Linked DNA regions of Mus musculus: region 2 is linked to region 1. The links are chromatin loops, found by intact Hi-C in ENCODE. Cell type or tissue: heart. All regions are shown on one strand.

Region 1 (8,000 bases):
TGGTCCCCTGTCATTGCCAGGAACAGTGACAGGCAGCAGCAGCAGCAGCATTAAGTGCCCTAGTTCCAGAGTGGAGACTATAAAAACCATTCCTACTCAGAATACTCAGTGATCTCTGGGATGAAGGTTGATTTGAGGTCTAGGGTAGAGATTGTACATTATAAGCTTCAAGGCAGCTTGATGTGCCCAGGCACAAGGAAGCCATCTGAATTTAATGGGGTCATGGCAGTAGCAGTCAGGAGCCACCTTGAAGGGACTCTTGTTGCAACACACCACACAACTACAGCATTCAGAGGAACAATGGCTAGAGCAGACACATCAAAGATAGAAAATGAGGTTTTAAACCTCTCAGGATTCCTTAGAGATTGTCAGGGCCTCTGGTCACTATTTTCTAAGTTGATAATCGAGGAGAATGAGGATAGCACATGTCTAGCCTTTCTTGTAGTGATCAGATTTCATCAGACACGCAATGGAGAATTTTCCATAGGAGAATCACAGGCTAGCGACTAGTTGGTTGCTTGCCTTCTGGGACAGTCACAGCCAAACCATTCAGAAGGACCTAGAAAACTACTTCTTAAATCTCTAATGATTTTATGGGTTTAGGGAATGATCACCATTGCCTGCAAATGGTTAGAAGGGCTGTGGATGGAATATTCTTATGTTCCCAGTGAAATTGACTGTCCCCCCTTTTATAAAAAATTTCAAGTTTGAAGTAATTTTTAGTAATTATTCTGTTTATTTTTGGTTTTGGGTTTTGAGAGTGTTTCACTGCATATCCCTGGCTGACCTGGGATTTGCTATATAGAACTCATAGAGATCCTCCTGCCTCTGCCTCCCGGTGCTGGGATTACATTTGTGTACCACCATACCTGGCTTTTTCTTTCTTTCTTTTTTTTTTTTTATTAAGTATTTTCTTCAATTACATTTCCAATGCTATCCCAAAAGTCCCCCACCCCCTCCCCCTCCACTCCCCTACCCACCCATTCCCATTTTTTGGCCCTGGCGTTCCCCTGTACTGGGGCATATAAAGTTTGCCTGACCAATGGGCCTCTCTTTCCAGTGATGGCCGACTAGGTCATCTTTTGATACATATGCAGCTAGAGTCAAGAGCTCCGGGGTACTGGTTAGTTCATAATGTTGTTCCACCGATAGGGTTGTAGATCTCTTTAGCTCCTTGGATACTTTCTCTAGCTCCTCCATTGGGGGCCCTGTGATCCATCCAATAGTTGACTGTGAGCATCCACTTCTGTGTTTGCTAGGCCCCGGCCTAGTCTCACAAGGGACAGCTATATCACCGTCCTTGCAACAAAGGCTTGCTAGTATATGCAATCATACCTGGCTTTTTCTTTTGTGTGTGTGCAGCATGTATTAATTGAACATATTAATGAGGACTATTTGTTGAGAGAACTTCCTAGTGAATACCTTGTTCCTACTTCCTACGTAGATATTGGAGTATAATTTTACTGTACTCCGTCAAATCTTCTTTCATGATTTCATTCCTCCGTGTCTTATTTTTCAGAACATTACAGGGTTAGTGCAGACAGCAGTGCACGCTGTGCCAAATATTTTGGACAGATTGGTCTTCTGTCACCCTCGATGGCCAAACAGGTTGTCGTGGGTTCCCACATGTATGCAGTGGGAAGTATAGGGCACTTGGGAAGGATTCTGACCTAAGCCCAGAACCTTGACCCTGAATCCAATTAAGGAAATGCAGACGCCAGAGTACTGTGTTAGCAAAGGCCAGAGGAAGCAGTCAGCCAGGTCCAAACTGCGAGAATCTGCAGTGCTTGTGTGTCTGCTTCTTCACCAAATAGATGGCATAAAAAAAAAGGGGGAACCCAGCTGGGCATGGTAGTCACGCCTTTAATCCCAGCAATGAAGAGGCGGAGGTAGGCAGATCTCAAAGCCATCCTGGTCTACATAGTGAGTTCCAGGACAGCCAGATCTACATAGTGACACTCTGTCTCAAAAAAGCCTGGATGGATGGATGGATGAATGGATGGATGGATGGACGAGTGAGTGGGTGAACCAGTACTAGATTCAGATAAATAACTGGGGGACTGGAGAGGTGGCTCTGTCAGTTAAGTGCTTACCATGCAAGCATGAAGACCTGAGTTTGGATCCCCGTGTAAGAAGCTGGGCTTGGCAGAGTTCATCTGTAACCCCAACTCTTATGGGGTTGGGCAAGAGTGGTGGAGACAAGTAGATACCTAGCTCTTACTACCCAGGCAGTCTGCTAACTGGTGAGTGCTATGTTCAGTGAGATACCCTATCTTCTAAAGTCAAAAGCAATAGAGGAAAATGCCTAAAGTTAACCTGTGTGCACACAAACACATGCACACATACGTTTAAAAAATTATAGGCAAATTGTGGCTGGGCATGGTGGCATGTACCTTTAATGCGAACACTCAGGAGGTACGACAGGCTATGCCTGAGTCTCAGGCCTTTCTGGTCTACATAGACAGTTTAGACCCTGTCTTAAAGAAAAAGGAATTATATGAGATATTCCTTATAACAGTTGTGGGCCAGGCATTAAGCTCAGCTTAAAAAAATATTTTTAAAAGAAAGCAAAGAATGTCATATGGCAGTAATTTATTATGAAGTGTGTCAGATGGTGATTATTTCTGGAGGAAGATGGAATAAGGAAAAGGGATGGTAAGTAGGTGGCTGTGGAGAGCTGCATTGAAGAGATGACCTGTAGCCAGGGAGGGTGTGAAGACTTGCAGAGAGAGGGATGATACCCAAGAGTATCAGGACCAGCGAGGAGCCCAGTGCCAGTGCAGGGTGTGAGCAAGGTTCCTAGTCTCTGCCCTTTCAGAAACTACATCCTTTGTACACTGCTGAGTTAGATCACTGTAGTCAGCAGAGTAGAAATGGTTCTTCCTGGTGTTTTTCTTTTTTTGACTCTGTGTGTGTGTGTGTGTGTGTGTGTGTGTGTGTGTGTGTGATAGACTCGTTACAAAAACAGAACACAGAGAGAGTTGCCCGTTATAAAGACAAGGTATTGACCTATTCTGGAAATCATAGGTCAGCATCAGCAGGGCAGATGTGTGTGCTTGTAGAGGTGAGAGTTGGGAAAGGAGACACTAACAGTTGGAAGCTACAGAGCCATAGCTGATCAGCAGCCTGAGAAACTGGGAGACGGAGCATCTGCACGGAGAGAAGCATGGAATGAACCTCAACAGAGCTGCTGAAAAGGGAGCCAGGCATCAAGGTGTGGTATGCCAATAATCCTAGCACAGAGGGGAGGCAGGAGGATTGCCACAACGACATAGTGACATTGTCTCAATAAGCAAACAAACAAATAAATAAATAAAGTCTCTCCCTGAAGCAAGTGTGGCATTGCTCCAGAAACAGTGCGAGTAAAAGGGGCAAACAGTGTGAGTTCCTTCTGCAGCAGCCTGGGCATAGCACTAACTAATTAGGAAAGGGACTGAGTGCAGGTCATAACACAGTGTTAAGGCTATCTGAGACTTAGGGGAACCCTTCTCTTCCCCAGCAAAACAATAGAGGCTTTAAAACTACTTTTTAAAAATGTCTTATGTTGTACGCATGTGTATAGGGTAGGAGTCACATGGAGGTCACAGGATGGCTTTGTGAGTTGGTTCTCCCGTCTTTACTTGGGCTCCAGTGAGTAGACTCAGTTGACTGGCTTGCATGGCAAGAACTGTCCCCTGCTGAACCATCTCACCAGCTTAGAGGTTTCCTCTTACCCAGGGCTTTGCCTGTGGATGGAAGTCGCATCTGAAGAGCAGGAGACTTGTGCTGTGTGGATGTGTCCTGTCTCATCTCTCCCCACCTGATTCTGCATCTACTGAGTCAACTGCTCATAATTACTTCACTCTTTAATAATAACATTAGGTATTTGCTGTTTACCAGGCTCCATTCTGAACCCATGACGGGTATTAACTCATTTAATCCTCTTAATGACCCTATGGAGATGTGTAACTTGCTGACGAAGTGCTGACAGAGTGGAAGGGGCTGGAGGCTGGCTTGATTGTGTGCATTTCAGCAGCCTCCTGAGGGATGCTGAACTCGAGGAACTCTGCCTTGGGTGGGAGTCAATTGAAAAACTCCCCTGAGTTCCAAAGGGCTTCAATCACTGAGGACCTCTTGGGTTGGCAGTCCTGTCAGAACCACAAAAAGTGGGAAACTAGGGAAAGCTGCTGTCAAAATGGCGCTCCAGGAAGGAAGTCTGGTTGGACATTGCAGCGATCCTACATGTGGGGGATCGATCAGGAAGTTCAAGCTCATCCTTGGCTACATAGCGACTGGGAGGCCAGCCTAGGCTGTATCAGAGTCTGTCTCAGTGTCCTTCCAACAAATAATAAGGAAGTTTGGGAGAAAGGATATTTTTATTGATGACATACATTAATAAATGGCCCTCCCTTTATAGTTAGCAGTTCCTAGTTTTTAAATATTTTTTTCAAGTCTTTGAATTTTTATACATTTATACGATGTATTTTATCATATCCATCCACTACCTTTGTTCAGCTCTCCTAGAGCCCCACCAGCCTTTTGTCTCTCTGTTTTCTGCTCTGTTGATTCTCAGTTGTTTGTTTTATGTTTGCATGCATACAAACAGAACTCTTCTGTTTCTCTGGGAAGCCCTGGCTGTCCTAGAACTTGCTTTGTAGACCAGGTTAGCCTTGAACCTGCCTCTGCCTCTGCCTCCCAAAGTCGATTAAAGTATGGCTTCCAGCCTTTTAAAAACAGGTACATAGTGGATCAGGTGAGATGGCTCAGTACATAAAGGTGCTTGCCACCAAGTCTCACAGCCTGAGTTCAGACCCTAGAACCCATTCCAAAGAGAGAACTCACTCCTAAACTGCTCTAACCTCCACACAAATGTGGCATGTTGCACTTGTGGACACACACAGGGATAAACAAATGTAATGTTTTTAACAATAAAAAAAATGCCTAGGAAGGAGCTTAGGAAAGCTAGTTCTAGCAATTAACAAATCTTGTGCTAACATAGAAGGTAAATAAAAGCAAGGCACCCTTTAAAATTTTTTCTCTGGCTTAACTAGATGGCCCCAAATGGTTTATAAATCAGGAAAGCGTCAGGGTTAGAGAGGGAGGCGCGTTTCCCCCATTGTTTCCGTGCGAGGAACATTTAAATAACCTTTGCAGTTTCCTGCCTTGCCCCAGAAGACAAGTGTTAACAGGCCATTCTCCCAGCTTTAAGCTTGCAGTGAGGAATCTAGCATAGCATGTGATTTGTCCAGAGAGTTAAACATGCAGCATTGCATAGTGGTTAGAGGCTTATTATGGCCTATCTCAACTTTCCCATTTTCAAAATGATATCTCCCCTTTGAGCCATTAATCCTGAATATCCACGTGTGCATGTGTACGTGCATGAATGCCTGTCTGCTGTTGTTTAACGGTGATTATACGAGGCTCAGTTCAAATGATGCTGACCAAATTAATTCCATTGAAAGGTTGTTGGTAGTCTGTATAAAACCTTACGTATGAATGATGGTAAGTCTGTAGAAATAGTGACACTTAGAATTTGACTCTGGATTTCTTACAGGTTGATTGAGGACGCAGGATTATAAATAACACCAGGAACCTTCTCCCCTGTTCATTGCTTACTAGAATTAGACTGTCACGTGAAACTGAGAAATCTCTGAGGAGGAAACCTCCTTCAGAGAACATTTTAGATGACCAGAAAGTACTACTTACTTTTATGTATGCATTTGATAGTATATGTGTATATGTGCATTCTCATGTGTGCATGTGCGTGTGGAGCTAAGAGGCTGACCTTGAACATTCATTTTCTATCTCCTGCCGACTTGATTTTGAAGTAAGATATCTCTTGTCACTTGCTGCTGTGCTATATAAACCCCAGGCAGGCTGCCCTGTCAGGTTCCTTTCAGCTGGGCCTCCTTGACTTTGTAATATTGCTCCCGTCTCTGCCTCCTGTGTCACTGTAGGAGTGCTGGGTCACAGACATTTCCAGCAGTGGGTTCTGGATCTAAACCTGTAATTAGACTTACAAGGCAAGTGCTTTCACTTGCCTAGTTATCTCCCAGGCACAGAGTTTATTTTTTTAGAGTAGTTTTAGGGTCACAACAAAATTGAGCAGATACAGACGTTTCTCAGATATCTCCTATGCCCTCATGTCCCTAGCCTCCCCATTGTTACCAAAGAGTAACGGCTTTTTAGAATTCTTTACCTCGTGTGTGTGTGTGTGTGTGTGTGTGTGTGTGTGTGTTTGTGTGTATCTCCTGGGGACTCAACCCTTTCACCTGCTAGGTGTACCCTGAGCTACATTCTGGGCTCTTTGTTGTAACTGAGGAATCCACATAACCACATCAGTGTGGCTCCCAGTCTGCAGCTTACATCAGGGTTCACTCTGGGGCTTGTACTGTTAATAGGTTCCACATGTCTGCCATCCTCCTGTATCCTAAAAATAGGTTCACTCTCACATCTGCCCCCTGTACTCACTCACTTACACTCTCTCTCTCTCTCTCTCTCTCTCTCTCTCTCTCTCTCTCTCTCTCACCTGTATCCTTGCAGATTGCTTCCTCTCACTTTGTATTATTTCTCCTCACTAATATTCCTCCATGTCTTTTCATGGCTTGCTAGCGCACCGACAGTACTAAATGACACTGTCTTGACAAGTCTGTTTATGCACTCACCTTATGGAGGTCATCTTAGTCACCTCTGAGCTTCGAGATTCATGACTAGAGCTGCTATAAACAACCAGCTGCAGGTTCTTCTGTGAGCCTGAGTTTCTACCTCCTTTGGTAAATGTCAAATGCAGTGGCTGGGGCAAAGGAGAATTCTTTGCTTTATAAGTGATGGATTCTTGGGACAGAGTTTTTAGCTCAATGGTAGAACCCTTGCCTAACATGTGCAAGTACTTGCTTGCCAGTACTGAATTAAAAATGGATGGATGGATGGATGGATGGATGGATGGATGGATGGATAGATAGATAGATAGATAGATAGATAGATAGATAGATAGATAGATAGATAGATAGAATGCCAGGAGTAACTGATGCTTATACTCCCAGCACTTAGGAGGAAATCTGCTGTGTATTATTGGAGACTAGCTTGGGCTACATGAGACCCTCATCTCAACAGACAAGTACATTGCTTGCTTAGCATGCAAGAAGCCCTGAGTCTGATTTTCCAGCACCACATTAACTGGGCTTAGTGACACATACCTATAATCCCAACACTTGGGAACTGAAAGCAGGAAGAGCAGAAGTCCAAGGCCATCCTTAACTACTTAGCAAATTTGAGGCCAGCCTGGGCTATATGATTACATAAGACCCTGTATCAAAAAGAAAAAAGAGAGAGAGAGATTCATACTCTACATATGAAAGATTCGGAAGCTTCTGCATTGCTAAACTCCTCCTGAAGGTGCTTGGTGGAGTAGATTGTTTAGAGCACTATATGCTCGTGGGTTGTCTTCTCCATCTCGACATTTAGCTATTACTGTTTCTTTTAAACCATCCTATATAAACTGTCAGGTGTAAAACAGAAACCCATGAAAAACAGCAGAGAATCACAGAGCTCCGCGTCTGCTACCCAGGAGCAGCCGTGACGTGCTTGTGATGCAAAGGGGGGTAGTACAGACGTCAGATGGAAGGATTCTACAGTTGCTTCCTGCCCCTCACTCATTCTAACTTCCTTCTCTGGCAGGTAGTGGACTTTGTAGCAGCAACACTGCAGAGAGCATGTGCAGGCCTGGCTCATGAGGCAGAGAGCGCCGTGGGATCCCAAACCCTGAGCATGTCCATGGGGCTGGTGGCTGTCATGCTAGGAGGAGCTGTTCAGGTGAGCGTAAGTGTGAGCAAAACTTGAATGTCACATGGGGAAGAGGACCTGCCGCCCTTCTTCCATACCTTCATGGAAAGCAAGAATGGATATTGCACCCAGGAGAACTGGGATGGCCAAGCTGGGTTGCTGATGAGAATCATCTCCAACATAGATGACAAGCCTGCTCCCTTCACAGTGCCCTGCGCAGATGTCATCATCAAAAGGGC
Region 2 (8,000 bases), 100 kb after region 1:
GGACATAGTACTACCAGAGGATCCCACAATACCTGTCCTGGGCATATATCCAGATGTTCCAACCGGTAAGAAGGACACATGCTCCACTATGTTCATAGCCGCCTTATTTATAATAGCCAAAAGCTGGAAAGAACCCAGATGCCCCTCAACAGAGGAATGGATACAGAAAATGTGGTACATTTACACAATGGAGTGCTACTCAGCTATTAAAAAGAATGAACTTATGAAATTCCTAGGCAAATGGATGGACCTGGAGGGCATCATCCTGAGTGAGGTAACCCAATCACAAAAGAACTCACATGATATGCACTCACTGATAAGTGGATATTAGCCTAGATACTTAGAATACCCAAGATATAAGATACAATTTGTGAAATACATGAAATTCAAGAAGAACGAAGACCAAAGTGTGGACACTTTGCCCCTTCTTAGAATTGGGAACAAAACACCCATAGAAGGAGTTACAGAGACAAAGTTTGGAGCTGAGACGAAAGGATGGACCATCTAGAGACTGCCATATCCGGGGATCCACCCCATAATCAGCTTCCAAACGCTGACACCATTGCATACACTAGCAAGATTTTGCTGACAGGACCCCGATATAGCTGTCTCTTGTGAGACTATGCCAGGGCCTAGCAAACACAGAAGTGGATGCTCACAGTCAGCTATTGGATGGATCACAGGGCCCCCAATGGAGGAGCTAGAGAAAGTACCCAAGGACCTGGGGGGATCTGCAACCCTATAGGAGGAACAACAATATGAATTAACCAGTAACCCCCAGAGCTACATATGTATCAGAAGATGGCCTAGTCGGCCATCAGTGGAAAGAGAGGCCCATTGGTCATACAAACTTTATATGCCTCAGTACAGGGGAATGCCAGGGCCAAGAAGTGGGAGTGGATGGGGAGGGGAGTGGGGGAGGGGAGAGTATGGGGGATTTGAAATGTAAATGAAGAAAATACCTAATTAAAAAAGAATAGAAAATAATAATAATAATAATAGACACCTAGTATGATCTAGCTAAAGTAAAGACGTGAGCTTTTTTTTTTAATCATTTTATGTGTGGGGTGTTCTATCTGAATCTGTATCTGTGCATTTTGGTGCCCACAGAGATCAGAGGAGAAGGGATCACATCTCCTGGAACTAGAGTAGATGGTCATGAGCTACCACGTAGATGAAGTAGGTACTGGGAATCGACTTGGGTCCTCTGCAAGTTCAGCTAGTCCTCTTGACCACTGAGCCTCCTGTCTACTCTTCTTGCGTGTGGGCTCCATGCCCTTGCCCTGCAATCCAGCTCTTCTGAGGGAGGTGGCATCACTGCTGACCGTGACTCACTGTGCAGCATACAGTACTCAGAGCACCCAACACTCAGAGTCCTGTTCTGGCTCCAAAGGCAAACATCACAAATAAGAGACATGACGTTCCAACTAAGATTGTAGGGCCATCCGCAGCTTCCATGGGCTCAGTGGGGGATGGGATTCACAGTCTGTATGAAAGTGGGTTCAGTCTCGGCGTTGGTCATCTGTGAGAGGTGAGTGCTGTGGACGTGAGTGTGTGCCCTTCACTCCTCAACAATGACAGATGCGTATGACACTGGGAAGATGAGGCTTTGGCACCTCGCTGCGGCCATTAAGCCTCTTCTAGTGACTGACATAGGTGACAGCTTGTAAGACCTAACACTGAAACTTCTCTGTTCCTGTCCCCCACATCCCCATTACACAGACCTGCATGTGGGAGGCCTGGCTTTGACTTCTGGATACCTCAGTGTCTGTAGAAGGCCTTTTCCTCATCCTTCTCATCCTTGTCTAAAAGGACCAAAAAGATTCTCTTTTTTTTTTTTTTTTTTAAGATTTATTTATTTATTTATTTATTTATTTATTTATTTATTTATTGTAAGTACACTGTAGCTGTCCTCAGACACTCCAGAAGAGGGAGTCAGATCTCGTTACGGATGGTTGTGAGCCACCATGTGGTTGCTGGGATTTGAACTCCTGACCTTCGGAAGAGCAGTCGGGTGCTCTTACCCACTGAGCCATCTCACCAGCCCCAAGACTCTCTTACTTATATATATATATACTTTTATTTTTTTTTATTTTTTTGGTTTTTCGAGATGGGTTTACTTATATATTTAAAGCTCCAGAATTTTTGGATATAAGAAGTAGAAAAGATCTTTGAGATACTTAATGTATATACCACAAAGATGTCCATTGGCATAGTAACTCGTGAGTTTCTCCTTTAAAATAAGGTCAAATAAGTTTGGAAAGCCCTAGAGATTCAGTTCGTGTTAGCCATCATAAGAATCCAGACGTCTCATATTATGAATGAAGGAAGGGCTTGTGGGTTTTCCAGAGTTTTCCAAAGCTAATGCCAGGAAGCAGCAGTACTGGTTTCCTGGTGTCTCTGGCAACCTGCATTGCCAAATGCTAGTGAAAGTCAGCTTCTTCCCGCTCTCCCTGTGTTTAATTTACTTGTTCATCAGGAACAAGATTTGTCATGTTATCGAGGGCACCTTAGTGACATCATCAAGATCTGTTATGTTACCCAGGGTACCTTAGGTAACATTATTAAGGTGAGTCAGTATACAAAAGAGGACCAAGGCTTGAGACCGAGGACATGGCTTAGTGGGCAAGAATCCTCAGACCCAAGCTGGGCAGGGGCCATGTATGCTTTAATCCCAGCACTCAGAAGGCGGAGGCAGGCAGATCTCTGTGAGTTTGAGGTCAGCGTGGTCTACAGAGCAAGTTCCAGGACACCCAGAGAGAAACCCTGCCTAGGTGGTGGAATACGCAGACATGTATTTGGAATCTCCGTGCTCCACAGGCACATAGGAGGCAAAAGTTCACGGGTTAGACACCTGCATACTTAGCAGAAAATCAAGAGACTCCTGTTTCAAACAAACAAAAGGCAAGGACCTTTACCAAGATTGTCCTCTGACCTCTGTACCTCTACACTACATTTACACACACACACACACATGAATGTACACACAAATACATATCCAGAATCAGGTTTGCAAGAATCCATTCTATCAGCCTTGTCTAGATCAGACCAATGAGTTTTTATTAGGACATATATTGTTATAACCCCTTTTTATAGTATTGCCTACATTCTGCTAAGTAGAAGGGATAGCTGCTTACACAGCAGGTGTGTTTCTTTTCTCGTTTCCTTTTTTTTTTTTTTTCGGTTTTCCGAGACAGGGTTTCTCTTTGTAGCCCTGGCTGTCCTGGAACTCACTCGGTAGACCAGGCTGACCTCGAACTCAGAAACCCGCCTGCCTCTGCCTCCCAAGTGCTGGGATTAAAGGCGTGCGCTACCATCGCCCAGCAATAATGCATGTCTTATTCTGAGTTAGCACCCTGTTCTTTCTTCTCTGTATTGAGGTTGGGTCATTGCAGTGGCTTAGAAACACACCTGTTGCCGGGCGTGGTGGCACACACCTTTAATCCCAGCACTTGGGAGGCAGAGGCAGGCGGATTTCTGAGTTCGAGGCCAGCCTGGTCTACAGAGTGAGTTCCAGGACAGCCAGGGCTACACAGAAAAACCCTGTCTCGAAAAACAACAAAAAAAAGACATTCATTATTCAGTTGCTCTTGCGTGTAGAATCTCCATGAGTGGGGTAGCTACAGATACAGACAGACTCAGGTAAGTGCTTTTGGTAAATTCCAAACAAATCAAAACACTCTTTCTCGATATGCATAGTAGTTTCCTCAAAACAAAACAAAACAAAAACTACATGTGTATGAAAACTCCCCAAAAGACTTTGACTGAGCACGCACTGTTGGGCATTTATTATGTAACAGCACTGATGTCTGCGTGCTCTCCATGAATTGACCCATTCTGTCTTTGTAACTATTTGGTTTAGGGTCTAGTTTCATGTGCCTGTTGTTAAGATGAAGAGACTAAGGCAAGGAAGATAGGTTAACTGTCCCCCAACTGTCCAGTGGTAGCTTCAGAACACAGTCTCAGTCTTCTGTGTCCCTGTCATCTGAAAGACCCAGAAAGGTAGTGTCCTGGATATTTATTCTACAGATCATGACCAGATAAAGGCTGTTTGAGATCTGTGAATCCATAATATCCAAAAGGAATCCAGACCAGGTCACCTCTCCCACCACAGTTCCTGTCTACCCAGGAGAAGGACAGAGGAGCTGTTGGAGGGTGTTTGGGCTGGCGTTGGGCCCAGGAGCCCTCCAGGACCTGTCAACAAGTCTTCAGAGAACACAGACAGGAAACAGGCAGGTTGCCTTTGTCCTTCCTCATGTCCCTCCATCTCTTGCCAAAAACCCAGCCCTAGATTTTGCATTTAGCAAGTTCCCATCACAGAGAAGATGAGAAATATCAGGGAGCAGAGAGAAAGCACAGGAGACCAAACCCCTTCCAGGTTGCCAGGCTAGGGAGAGTCTTGGGACTTTTCTCCCTCCGAAAGTAATTACACTGCTGTGACAGGTGTCTGGGTGGCAAACATTCCTCTGTATCCCTTCCTCTGAAAAGAAGAAATCCTGAGTACACTTGTCTTGGGGTGGTGTGAGATGACACCAGTTTGATACTGGGTAGACTGGGCAAGGTGGGACAAACGTAGGAAGTGGGGGTGGGAGGCAGCCCAGGGACTGGCTGCACCTACATCTTCTGTGAGTGTTCTGGTGCCGATTTCCCCAATTGTGCATAAGGACAAAAGTGATGACTCTGGCCCTGGTGATTGTCAGTGGGAAATTAACTCACGATGTTGGTTGCTTCCAAACACGAGTGAATTAGACTTCCCAGTAGTGCCAGTTGATAAGGAGGTATATGATGTTACAGGTTAAGCTCTACAGAATGAAAATGAATGTGAAAAAATTTTATGAAGTTAATCATCTGTTATAGGCTCAAGACAACCCAGTAAACTCTGGTATGCATCATTCACAAAAGGTAGCCTAATAGAAATTAAGGTTCATTTTCAACAAAAATTAAGACAAGAATGAGAAATGAGGAGGCTAGCCAGGCTGTGGCACTCAGGATACAGTCAGGTGGATCTCGGTGAGTTTAGAGGCCATCCTGGTCTACAGAGGGAGTTCCATAAAAACTGAGGCTACACAGAGAAACCCTATATGGAAAGAGAGAAAAAGAGAGAAGGGGCTGATGAGGGGCTGGAGACGGCACAGTGGTTAAGAACACTGTCTGCTCTTACAGAGGATCTAGGTTCAGTTCCCAGCACCCACATGGAGGCTCACAGCTGTCTGTTACTCCAGGCCTATGAGATCCAACCTCTCCTGACCTCTAAGGTCATACATACATACATAATGGCATACACACATAGCACAGTACGTTTACTCAGTGCATTTATTGGTGAGATAGTCATACACATACTACAAATAAAATCTTTTTTGGGGGGGGGGGGAGGGGAGGATTTGGTTTTTCGAGACAGGGTTTCTCTGTGTAGCCTTGACTGTCCTGGAACTCACTTTGTAGACCAGGCTGGCCTCGAACTTAGAAATCCGCCTGCCTCTGCCTCCCAAGTGCTGGGATTAAAGGCATGTGCCACCACCACCCAGCTGAAATAAAATCTTTAAGTAAGTAACAGTTTTTAAAGAGCAGGAGTTGAAGGTCATCTCCAGCTACTTAGTTTGAGGGCTGGGGAGATAGGTGGCTCAGTGGACAAAACATTTGCTGCAAGACTGACAGCCTGCATTTGATCCACCAGACCAATGTCTGAAGGAGAGGACCAGGTCCTTGTTGGTCGTTGTTCTCTGACCTCACCACAGGCACTGTGGTCTGAGTCTCCTCCACACAAAGTAAATAAACGCTGTAAGTCCTCTTGTCGCTCACTGTTCATTGCCCTGTGGTTTGTGTGCTCAGGCAGTGGTTCCTGGGGAAGCCCACACCCTCCAAGCGTCTGCACTGAACATTGCTAACACTCACTAATGACTAATTATACCTCAAAACTCTTTAGGTCCTAAATCCTCATAGCAACTCTGTGACAAGTAGGCTCCCAACCTATCCACAGATGGGACGCTGGGGCACAGCACGCTTATGTCTCCATGTTCAGGTCACGAAGCCAGCAGAGGTAGAAGTAAGGGGCCAGCTCTGCTCTTCCTGAAGGGTTTACCTGACCAAGCCTGAGGCTGTACTGGAGAAACATGTGAACTGTTAGAGATGTGTTCAGACACAGATGGCTTCCCAGGACCCCTTTGCTTCACCACTGGGCTTTCTTCTGGTCTCCAGTTCTCCTGAGTTAGCGGGTATTGTGTCACTGGAATGAGGAAACGGAAGCCTGCCACCTTGTTGAGGCAGGTTTTTCTTTTTGTCTCAACTGAGCTTCACACTGTAGGCTAGCTGGTGGGGTGGGGAGTTCTGGGGAAGGCTCTCCCTGTGCTGAGAATGTAATGCGTGCTCCCAAGTCCAGCTTTTATGTAGGTTCTAGGGGACCCAACTCAGGTTGTAGAGACGGCATAGCCATCTCACTTGCCTGGGAGACACAGTACAAATGTACATGTAAGAGCTATTCTCTGTTCTGGGAAAACTTCTTTGTTCATAATTAAGAAAATTCCAAGAAATATAGTCCAAGTCTCTTTGCCTTGTCATTGGCACTTAGCTGCATCTTGGGCAGCCTCTTAACACATTGACATTGAAGTAATGGTAGATCCCTACTAAGGCTCCTGTCAGCTTTTTTAGGTCTTTTATTGTTTTGTTTTTCAGCTATCCTGTGCTGCCTCATCCTTATTTGTATTAGATTACTGATTCTGGGGGGCTGGGAGGTTGCTTGGGGGGTGAGTGCTTGCTCCAAGATCATGGGCATCTGAATTCACACCCCCAGCACCCACAGAAGAGCCAGTGGCAGAGACAAGCAGGTCACAAGAGCAGCCAGGTTTGCAGAAATGAGTGGTCAGTGGGAGACCCTGCCTCAACAAACTGTATGCTAGAGGAAGGTCTCCAAAAGTGACCTCTGACTTTCTCTCTCTCTCTCTCTCTCTCTCTCTCTCTCTCTCTCTCTCTCTCTCTCTCTCTCTCTCTCTCTCACACACACACACACACACACACACACACACACACACGTTGAGTTTCTTGTTGATACATCATTGTTAAGTCGTCAGAATCACCTACAAAGTATAAGAAGTGTTAAAATTTTTAAAGTCATAAGTCCCAAACTTTAAGAATCTGATTCTTAGGAATCTGGCAAGTTCCAGACATTTTAAAAGTTTTTCATCCAGGCAGTGGTGGCGCCTTTAATCCCAGCACTTGGGAGGCAGAGACAGGCGGATTTCTGCGTTCGAGGCCAGCCTGATCTACATAGTGAGTTCCAGGACAGCCAGGGCTACACAGAGAAACCCTGTCTCGAAAAACAAAAAACAAACAAACAAAAAGTTTTTCATGGGGGTTCAGGGAGCAGTTGGAGAGATGGTTCAGCAAAGAGCACTTGTTGTTCTTCCAGAGGACCTGGGTTCAGTTCCCAGCGCTCAATTGGCAGCTGGCAGCCATCAGTAGATCCAGTTCCAGGAAGTCTGACACTCTCTTCTGACCTCCACCAGCACCAGTCATGTATGTGATACACAGACATCCATGCAGACAAAACAGGCACACATGCAAAATAAAATGTTTCATAGAGGCAACGGCTGTGGCTTGCCTATCATGCACAAAGTATGTCCCCCTATACCACTAAATAATACTGAGGCTTTTCATTTGCATCAGTAGATTAAGTGTGTGTGGAGAGGGGGGGGTCACTAACTACTTAGACAGTATCCCTTGGGGGCAATGTGTCCACCCTCTGTGGTGAGGGCCGGGGTTATAATCTCTAGCATGTTTCACACTCCCATGTGCATTAGCAAACAATACAGACCCTAGCCTCATCCGTATGTCCACACGTCTGGTTCTCTCCAGCCTTTGGTCAAGCTCTACAGCCTTTTCTTCCTGGGTCATTGCAGCACTGAGTTCCACTAAGCAGATGATCTAGGGTCTGCAACCAGCACTTTCTCTACCTGCAAAGACCTGGCTAACTCCAGGGACACCCAGGCTGTTTGAGCAAGCTAAGA

The links. Peaks named below come from ENCODE experiments on the same cell type or tissue, not always from the same donor. Only the 100,000 strongest peaks of a DNase experiment are listed, where the experiment ranks them.
Region 2: a loop joins it to region 1, with 2.4 times the contacts of the local background. A loop is called at or near these places in 3 of 42 quality-filtered maps.

Annotation. Positions count from the first base shown.
Region 1 is chr8:106,728,030-106,736,029 of GRCm38, forward strand. Tango6 (transport and golgi organization 6) reads left to right here. Exons shown (of 18, transcript NM_173037.1): 12 at 7,657-7,791. Among named protein-coding and RNA genes, the nearest start is that of Tango6, 49 kb to the left of the region's middle. In heart, no CTCF peak of the experiment used is centred here; no DNase peak of the experiment used is centred here; H3K27ac peaks cover 2,219 bases.
Region 2 is chr8:106,830,904-106,838,903 of GRCm38, forward strand. All of the region lies in intron 17 of Tango6 (transport and golgi organization 6), which reads left to right. The region is part of intron 1 of Gm34197 (a long non-coding RNA gene); the gene reads right to left. Among named protein-coding and RNA genes, the nearest start is that of Gm34197, 12 kb to the right of the region's middle. In heart, no CTCF peak of the experiment used is centred here; a DNase peak (open chromatin) is centred at 4,198; H3K27ac peaks cover 853 bases.